Linked DNA regions of Homo sapiens: region 1 is linked to region 2. The links are chromatin loops, found by intact Hi-C in ENCODE. Cell type or tissue: PC-3. All regions are shown on one strand.

Region 1 (5,000 bases), 360 kb before region 2:
TATTGGTAGGGCATTAGGTAGTCCACTGCATTGACTAGGAACAGGGGTTCAGGAAGAACCAAGGCAAACAATGTTCAGCCAAGATCATGCCAAAGGCAATTGGCATAGCACACCACCACTGATGCCACCATTGGATGCCCACTACCATGCTGCTGGACTGCTCCATCCCAGCAATTGCACCACCATGCCACTGAACAGAACTCTGGCCTCCAGGCACCTGCTATGCCAAAAAAAGTCTCTAACTAACCCTTTGACTTATCCTCTTAGTGTTTACAATCTGACAGTGACATTTCATTAACCAAGCTTAAATTATATGTCCATTCTCTAGCTACCCAGGGTAGGAAGATAAAATGCCCCCACTACTTTATCTTCTGTAGTGAGAGATAAGTAGGAAACAGAGGCCCTCCTTTCCCATGCCTTGAGATTCTCCCAACATAGAAAAGGAGTATGGATGGCAAAATAGCAAAACTGCAAATGTCCAGTGTGCACTAGCAATCAAAATCTGCTAAATATACATGCACAAATCTGAAAAGAAATTAAGCAAGACCTATAGAAGAAAACTATAAAACTTTCCTCAATGAAGGAGAAGAGTCTAATATTAATGTCAAGGCATACCATGTTTCTGAAATAGAAGCCTCAATATAGTGAATATGTCAATCCTCTCCAGATCTACAAGTTCACTAAAATTTTCTATCAGAATTACAAGAGTTTTTATTTGTTCATGTTTTTTAAAATTTGACATTTCTAAAGTTTATACATAAAATGATTTATGTAAAAGAGCAAATAAATTTTTGGAAAAGAAAAATAAATGAGTGTTTGTCATACAGATATCAAAATACACTATAAACCTACAACTGTATGGCATGGTATTGACTCAGGAATAGATTCATAAGTAAGTAGCAAACTAGCACTCAGTCATTATACAAACAGACATTTAGTGTATATAAGAAGATATTTCAGATCAGTGGGGAATCAGGGATCAGAAAACCTTTTCTTTACAAGACAATATTATAAATATTTTAGACTTTGGGGGACAAAGTCTCTGTTGCAACTACTCAACTCTGCTACTGTAGTGTGAAAACAGCCATAGGCAATACTAAACAAATAGCTGTGTTCCAACAAAACTTTATGTACAAAAACAGGTACTGAGCAAAATGTGGCCTTTGGACCACAGTTTGCCAACTTCTTGTGTAGACTAGTCAATAAATAGTGTTGAAATTAGCTTTTTGGAAAAAAGTCTGAACTCTCCCACTATGCACAAAAATAAAATCCATTTAAATGCAAGCATCTAAATGTGAAAATGAAAACTATAAAAGTATCAGAAAAAAGTAGAAGACACAGAAACATGAAAAAAATTAACAGATGTGATTACATAAAGCTTTAAAGGTTCTATACTCAAAAGACTGAAAGTAATTATAAAACACCAGGAAAGACTGGGAGAAAATATTTGCAATGATTGTATGAAACAAAAGATTAATATCCAAAATATATAAATCACACCTACAAATTAATTTTAAAATATATAGACTAAATTTTTAAAAATACGAACAGGAAATTCACAGAAGAAATCAAATAGCCAATGAAGATTAAGTTGCTCAGCCTCACCAGGAATAAGAAAGAGGGCAGCCAGGCATGGTGGCTCACATCTGTAAGCCCAGCACTTTGGGCGGCCAAGGTGGGTGGATCACCTGAGGTCAGGAGTTCAAGACAAGCTGGCCAACATGGTGAAACCCCGTCTCTACTAAAAATACAAAAATGAGTTGGACGTGGTGGCACGTGTCTGTAGTCCCAGCTACTTGGAAGACTGAAGAAGGAGAATTGCTTGGACCCGGGAGGCGGAGGTTGCAGTGAGCCGAGATCGCACCACTGCACTTCAGCCTGGGTGACAGAGTGACACTCTGTCTCAAAAAATAAATAAATAAATAAAAAATAAGAAAGAGGTGAAAAATGTATACGCTTTTCTCTCTCTCTCTCTCTCTCTCTCTCTCTCTCTCTCTCTCTCTATATATATATATATATATATATATGTATATATATTTTTTCTATATTAGCAAAAAAAATCAGCATGGGCAAGAATACACAAAAATAGACAATCACGTACTATTTGTGAGAGAATGAGTTAACAAACTAATTTCTAGAAGACAGTAATATCTAAGACAATTTTTAAATACATACCCTTGGACATAATAACAGTACTTGTTGGGATCAACTCTAAAATGTTTGCATAGGTGTACAAAGATTTCTTTTTGCATAAGTTTGTTAACTTATGTTTACTTGTAATGGTGAAAAACTAGAAATACTAACTGCAGACCAAAGGTGGAACAATTAAGAATAAGGTAGACGTATTTGCTGATGTAAGACACAAATCCAAGAGAAAATAGCCAGATGGAAAACAATACAAATAAGAATTATAACACAGCATGAACTCATATTCTTAAAAAAAATTATACATTAATAGAAAAAATCATTTTTTAAGCAGGGCTGAAAAAATTCCCATAGTAGTAGTTACTTCTTGGAAAGGCGGGGCTCCAGGGAGGTAAATGTTAATGTTTTAATCTATATGTATGCCAGTACTGGAACCTTTTCCAAGATCTACTGTAGTTTATCAGGGAGGAACAGGACCCATCTCCAGCAGACAAATCTGCCTGCCGGTCCCTTGCCCTTTCATTTTCCTATATGCCTCTTTCTCACATCGGCCAGTGTGTCTTTTAATTTTGCTTATCAGTTGTTGTGAGTTGAATTATGTCACCCAAAATATATGTTCAAGTCCTAATGCTCATACCTGTGAATAAGACCTTATTCGAAAATAGGTTTTTGCCATTGTAATCAAGTTAAGATGAGGTCATGCTGAATTGGGGTAGGCTCTACAAGAGAAAGGAGAAGGATATTTTGACACAAAGACACAGAAAAGACACACCGATAGAAGATGACCATGTGATGAGGGAGGCAAAGATTGAAGTGCTGCAGCTGCTAGACAAGGAACTCCAGGGGGCACTAGAAGCTAGGAGAGAGGGGTGAAACAGATTCTCCCTCAAGCCTCCAGGAGGAAGCCACCCTGCTGACACCCTGATTTTGGACTTCAGGCCTCCTAAACAGTAATATAATAAATTTCCATTGTCATAGCCACCCAGTTTGTGGTAAGTCAGTACAGCAGTCCTAGAAAACTAATACAACGGTGTTTACCAAAAACTGTGTTTTTGATCCACCATCCAGTCTGTGCATGTTATCTACAAAAAGAAGAGCAGCCAAAAAGGTGTCTGATAATTGTCAGATATCTGATAATTGTCAATTATCAGACACCATTTTGGCTGCTCTTCTTTTTGTAGATACACATGCACAGAGTAACAAGTACAGGGTAACTATTACCCTGTTATGAATAGGGTTCAAACAGAGGTAGGATGACTACCAGCTAGGGTATTGTATGAGAGATTTCTGCACTGAAGGGTGGACTAGATGCCTTCCTAACGTTCATAAACGTAGGAGTCCATGAGTCTCTGTGACAGAACAGCATCGTGCTTAACAGCAAGGATTTGGAATGAGAAAAATCTGGTTTGGAATTCTGATTTCACTACACACTAACTACCTGACCTTGAAAAAATTTCTTAATTGCCAAGAGCTGAAAATAATAATGCTTTGTTGTTGTTGTTGTTGTTGTTGTTGTTGAGATGGAATCTCGCTCTGTCGCCCAGGTTGGAGTGCAGTGGAGCGATCTCAGCTCACTGCAAGCTCCGCCTCCTGGGTTCACGCCATTTTCCTGCCTCAGCCTCCCAAGTAGCTGGGACTGCAGGTGCCCGCCACCACGCCCAGCTATTTTTTTGTATTTTTAGTAGAGAAAGGGTTTCACCGTGTTAGCCAGGATGGTCTCGATCTGCTGATCTCGTGATCCACCCTCCTCAGCCTCCCAAAGTGCTGGGATTACAGGCGTGAGCCACCGCGCCTGGCCAATAATGCTGCTTTAATGCATCAGCATTCTTAGATAAAAGCAACTGACACTCCCTAATAATTCAAGAACAGAAATGTGTTAAAGGAATGTGTTAAAGGATATTGTATAGTTTACTGGAAGCACCAGCAATCCAAAGGCTGCCACTGAAGTCTCTAGAACTAGTTATAGTTACTGCTGTTGCAGCTACATGATACTAACTAGAAAAGATTTTTTTGGTAGCTCTTCCTTTTTCTTGTCAGTATGTAAAGTGAATGTCTCATTGGTGGAACCCAAGTCGTGGGCCCATGCCCTAGCTGCTAATGGGGCTGGAAATTGAATGATAATGGTAGCTATTATTTACCGAGTATTTACTACGTGCCAGGCACTTTTGTTGTATTTGCATATATTAATTCACTTAATCCCCACAAGAACTCTGTGAAATCAGTATGTCACCCCCATTTTCACTGATGAGGAAACAGAGGCACAGAAGAGCCAGGTAACTTAACCAAAGTACCCAGCAATATGTGCAGAGCTGGGATTAAACCCTAAATTATCCAGCTCCAGACCCTGCCATCATTGGGAATACTCCTTTCTGCTCTTCATCTGGCATTTTCAACATTGACAGAGGTGGTCACTGACCACTTCAAAAAGCAACAGATTCTTCAAACATAAAAAGAGGATTCAGATTCTGAATAGCCAAATAAAAAAAAAAAAAAAAAGAAACACAAATGTTTATTACCTTTGTCTACAACTTATCTCACAGAGCTGTCACATATTAAAAGAACAATGTGACCGGGTGCGGTGGCTCACGCCTGTAATCCCAGCACTTTGGGAGGCCAAGGCCGGTGGATCATCTGAGATCAGGAGTTCAAGACCAGCCTGGCCAACATGGTGAAAGCCTGTCTCCACTAAAAATACAAAAAGTAGCTGGGCATGGTGGTGCACACCTGTAATCCCAGCTACTCGGGAGGCTGAGACAGGAGAACCGCTTGAACCCGGGAGGTGGAGGTTGCAGTGAGCTGAGATCGTGCCACTGCACTCTAGCTTGGGTGACAGAGCGAGACTCCATCTGAAAAAA
Region 2 (5,000 bases):
TGTGCGTGTGTGTGTGTGTGTGTGTGTGTGTGTGTGTGTGTGTTACTCCATGTTTCTCCTTTTTAAGGAAGGAGAAGGTGTGGAACAAGAGAAAGTTCCTAAGTCTGAAGGAAGTCCAACCCAGTTATGAAGGGAATGCCATCCACAAGCCTTTTTTATAATTGGCCCCTGCCTCAGGTAAAGGGGTCTCCTTTAAGGAGCCAGTCTGGCTAAATTGGCAGATTCTGAACAAAGCCTGGCCCTGACAAGTCTTCAGAAAAACCGGTTTTCACCTCCAGAATGTGCCCCAGGCAGCAAAATACAATAGCTCTCCTTGGCTGAGTGGTGTTTTTCTTAGGAGCTCACTCTAAAGGAGATTCCAGCTTTGCAGATGGATACCGATCACTTGAATGGCCAAGCCCTGCCCCCCAGCCAGTGACCTCTGAGGGGGATAGGTCTCTTCACCTTCCCCCAACCCTTCCCTGGTTTTTGACCCCTGAGGGTCCCAGATTGCCAGCAGGAACTAAAAGGAATAAACCTTTCTCCAAAATATTTTTCTGTGTCAAGTTAATACAGATTTAAAACCTAGTTTCTGTCACCCCCACCCCTTCATTCCAAGACCCACAGGCAACAAAAGGATGAAGAAGCCAAGCCACAGGCATTTTTTAAAAACATGTTTACTCATAAAAATTGCGTAGCAAATCCAACTGTGGGGTGCTGTTTGTCCAGCAAACTCCTAGTTAACCAGCAAACACCTCCCATTCAAGGTCTGAAACAAGCCCTGAGATCAGAACAAAAAGCACACGACAGACACGATGTGGCACTTTTATTTGCAGCTTGGTTTGAGCCCTATGACCTGGAATCTTTTTATAGGAGATAAGTGCTTGTGTATTTATGTGCCACCTGGCCCAGGTGGAGGCAGGAACCAAAATGGCCAACAATGGTGACCAGAGGGTAGACTGTCAAACACTAGCCAGGGCACAATGCTGTGACTACAAAAGGTTCTACCTGATGTGCTGTTGGGTTCCCCCACACCCAAAGTCCCATGCAAATGCTATCTTCACAAGAGAGGCACAGGGCTTGGTATTTCTGGCACCAAGGTCTGAACTGCCCACTTCCTCCCACCAATGCAGCACAGATTGCTTATTCCCTCTTGCAGAAAAAGAAAGCCCCAAGCCTGGCCCAGAGCAGCTTGCCAGGGAAGCCAGTGTGTGCCCAGAGCTGGAGCAAGCTGCTCATCCATCTTCTATGTCCAACCCCCACTCTTTTATGTCTCATGTCTTCATTGCAAAGCATGACTCGCCAAAAACACAACACAGAGAAAATGGTTTCATCAAAATTCCCTTGCAACAACAACAACAACAAAATAATATTACCCTGCTTTCATTATTCACAATCTTTTATTGAGGCAAAAGGCAAATATCATTGAGCCAAACCTGGATAGACAAATATATACAACCACTGGTAATTTAATATTTTGTGCTAATGGTATACACTGTAGATACAACCCAAGAGGAGTAAATTACAATCCTATCAATAATATATCGCATCCGGGCTCCAGTTTCCCAGTACACGAGAAAATGTGTATTGGCAAAGGCTCTCCAAATATTAAAAGCCATGCATATAATGAGGCAGTGGGTACAGAAGCTAGAAACTCCCACAGGACTGTGCTGTGGTCTTTGTTATCAAGGCCCTTCGGGAGGAAATAGCCCACATCAAAGCTCCAAAACCTGATGCTAAATGCAGACATCCCATTCACATTCTCAGCCGATCTCTAGGTGAAACTTCAATCACAGAATAACCTATAATCAGGGCACCAGTTTGCAGACCGCTTGGAGCACTGCCCCAATTTGGACACCTCAGGTCTATGGTAGATGCCCAGGTTCTGCTGGGGTGACCTGTGGTGATGGACAAGGGACTCCAGAGAGTCCCAGTACAGCTGGCAATATCTGAGAGACCATGTGGCTTTGGAGCAGCCTCCCCAACTTGTATGTGATCCTCCAAAAGAAAAGTGGGAGGAAAAAAAGGCAAGTACTGATGACAGGCAAGGAGCCAACGAACTGCAAAGGGAGACAGATTTACTTTGAAATTTAAAATGCCCCACTTACTAAATTTTTGTCAGTGGATCCAAATTCCCTTACTCCCCACTGCAAGAGAAGCAAATGACAGTCTTACCTAAGAGCAGAGAGGAAATATTTCTACCACAGTAACACTAGTAATCTGGACAAATAAGGTTAATGTGGGCAAGAGGGCTAGTTAGTGCCACAGTCACATGCTGGTACTCCCTTGATTCAGGGGATATTTGAGGAAACTTACAAGGCAGAAGGGGCAGTCTCTTTCTTGTCTCTTTTTCACTCAGCCCCTGGAAGAAAAAGGAGAGGCCGAGGAGGGAAGGGAGGCTGTCAGGGTCTCTCAGGCAAAAGGAACAGGAGGCAGACAGCAGCCCCAACCTCAAGCTCAGAGATGAAAAGCCCTGGCCAGACACCAGTTCATTAGTGGAAATAAAAGCTTCCTAAATTGCAGGGAACTGGCTGGGCTTTCTGGAGAGACACCTACACATCAAAGAAAAATAATGTGAAAAATTCTCTTTGTCTGGGGACAAGAAGCAGCATCTGGGAGTCTCGTCATAGCCTCCCTCCCTCCTCCCCACAATCTCTCCACCATCCGCCTTCAAATCCTGGGAACCTTTTGGAGGGGTGAAGATGGCCATTTTTCCTGCTGCCTGTCAGATAGCAGGGACCGGTGGGACACCTGGTGGGCAGTGGGGGAAATACAGCCACATTGGACCTCAACGTCACTACCCAGGTCTAGAGAGACCTGTGTATTCTGAGATCATGGGAAAAAACAAGGAAGGCATCTTTCTAGGGGATGTGACATTGAAGTGGACTTTAAATGTAGTAGCAATTGACTTAAATTTCTGCTATTTTCAATTGTGTTTGGGAAGAGATGGGTGGCTCAGAATAAATATAAATAAATAGAATCCATAGATAAACAAATACACACTATAATGTTTAATGCAATTCCCACATTATTTAAACTTTACTTAAAGTCGCATTGAAAATAGACACTATCCCAGTGGACTCACCAAGCCAAACACCTGGAAGAAGTTCCCTGAAGATAATCCATAGACGAGAAACTCTCACCAAAGATAATGGAACATTGACTGCTCAAGGAGAATACTGAGGAATTTCTTATTTGCACCCAAGAGGTTGCCAAGAGCAGCCCAAAGCTTCTGAGTCAGCATGTGAAGTGGTTAAGAGGGGATCAAATTAGATCTGCTGCCAATTTGATATGGCTGTGGGACTTTGGGCCAGCCACTTAACCTCTCTAAGACCCAATTTCCTTATCTGTCAAATAGAAATAATGATAATAATAGCAAGTACTTACTAAGAGCCAGACACTGCATGCTTTGTGTATATTAAATCATTTAATGTCTCCAGCCATTTTAAGGTATGACTGATATTTCTGTTTTATGGAGGAGAGAGGGTAAGGGACCAGCCCAAGATCACATAGCCTGCGAGTGGCAAAGCTAAGATCCAACCTGGGCTCCCTGACTCTGGAGTTCACACTTGGAGCTACTACTCTATCCGATCTCTTAATGATAGCATGAGAATTAGGTAAGATAATGCATGCAAACATGTTAGCAAGTGCCTAGGCCTAGTAAATTTCTTGCACTCAAAAATATTATTGATGATGGTAATCTCAGTATCAAGTAAAAGTATCTTCGAGAAGCTTGTCTAGTGCCCACTCAGCTGGAATAAGTAAGCATAGGCACACCTTTGGCTGCCAGAAATCCAGCATTAAACTTACTGTGCCATTTAGTCACACCTTCAGGCCAACCTTAACTTTTATCACAATTATCTCCTCCTCCCATCACCTTCCTTTTAGGAGAGTTTTCATTGCTTTGTTTACCTTTACATTTAGTATATGTATCATACTGTAGGAGCCTTGAGAGTTTTCTTTTTTAAAATTGTCATAAGATCAATGAGAAAGATACAACAATTTTTCCAGGGTAAGTGCCATTTCAAATTTTTACTTTATTTTTCTGAAGGCAGGTGAAAAGTACTGGTGAGAAAGAAGCTGGTGAAGAGCTAATAAAGAAAAAAAAAGTTGGTTTTTTGTTTGTTTGTTTTGTTTTTGTTTTTTGTTTTCTTTTTTGAGATGGAGTCTCACCCTGTCATCCAGGCTGGAGTACAGTGGCATGATCTCGGCTCACGGCAACCTCCTACTCCTGGGTTCAAGCGATTCTCCTGTCTCAGCCTCCCAAGTAGCTGGGACTACAGGCATACACCATCATGCCCGGCTAATTTTTGTATTTTTAGTAGAGATGGGGTTTGGCCATGTTGGCCAGGCTGGTCTCGGACTCCTGATCTCAGGTGATCTGCCTGCCTTGGCCTCCCAAAGCGCTGGGATTACAGGTGTGAGCCACTGTGCCTGGCCAAAAAGAAAATTCTGAGCACATAAGAAAGTAGAAGAATCAATAGAAATCAAGCAAGAAATAGCAAACCAGTGATCAGGGAGGAGGATGCAATCATGTTGCTGTGGCGTGGGCACTGAGCTTAGCAATGGAGAAGCAGCTTCTTGATGAAGCCCCATCCTGTGGGTTCCATCAAAGAAATTTCCAAAGTTGAGGCAGCTCTGACACCAGGAGTGTCATCCCCAGACTGGAGGTCACTCCCCAAGACCTTTCAGAGATGAGACTGGGGACCGTTATGTCACCTGGACCCCTTGGACACCTGGCTTCATATTACCACTCCCTCCTTTAAGTATCCAGCTAATTTTAAAGTATGAAGTTCTTGGCTGGAGAACACTCACCTGGCAAAGTTGCCAACATGAGGGAGATCCTCACCTGAAAATAGACAAAAAGCAGGCCAAAGGAGAAACTAAGACATTTTACGGAATGAGTTCCTTTTGTCTCATTACCTTACCCTGTGACCATCTGCCTTCTAAGAAGGAAGAAAGCCTTGAACAAAGAAAGTGTCCCTTTTAATAACAGAACCATATAAATTACATTTCATTAC

The links. Peaks named below come from ENCODE experiments on the same cell type or tissue, not always from the same donor. Only the 100,000 strongest peaks of a DNase experiment are listed, where the experiment ranks them.
Region 1: a loop joins it to region 2, with 2.8 times the contacts of the local background. A loop is called at or near these places in 3 of 110 quality-filtered maps.

What each region holds. Positions count from the first base shown.
Region 1 is chr1:209,073,901-209,078,900 of GRCh38, forward strand. All of the region lies in intron 1 of LOC107985255 (a long non-coding RNA gene), which reads right to left. Among named protein-coding and RNA genes, the nearest start is that of LINC01774, 100 kb to the left of the region's middle. In PC-3, CTCF peaks have their summits at 2,987 (motif pointing right) and 3,189; DNase peaks (open chromatin) are centred at 881 and 2,991; H3K27ac peaks cover 1,606 bases.
Region 2 is chr1:209,433,149-209,438,148 of GRCh38, forward strand. No RefSeq gene overlaps it. Among named protein-coding and RNA genes, the nearest start is that of MIR205, 3.5 kb to the left of the region's middle. RefSeq lists enhancers at 1-423, 424-1,023, 1,622-2,219. In PC-3, a CTCF peak has its summit at 2,732 (motif pointing left); DNase peaks (open chromatin) are centred at 293, 683, 1,193 and 2,713; H3K4me3 peaks cover 1,189 bases; H3K27ac peaks cover 2,682 bases.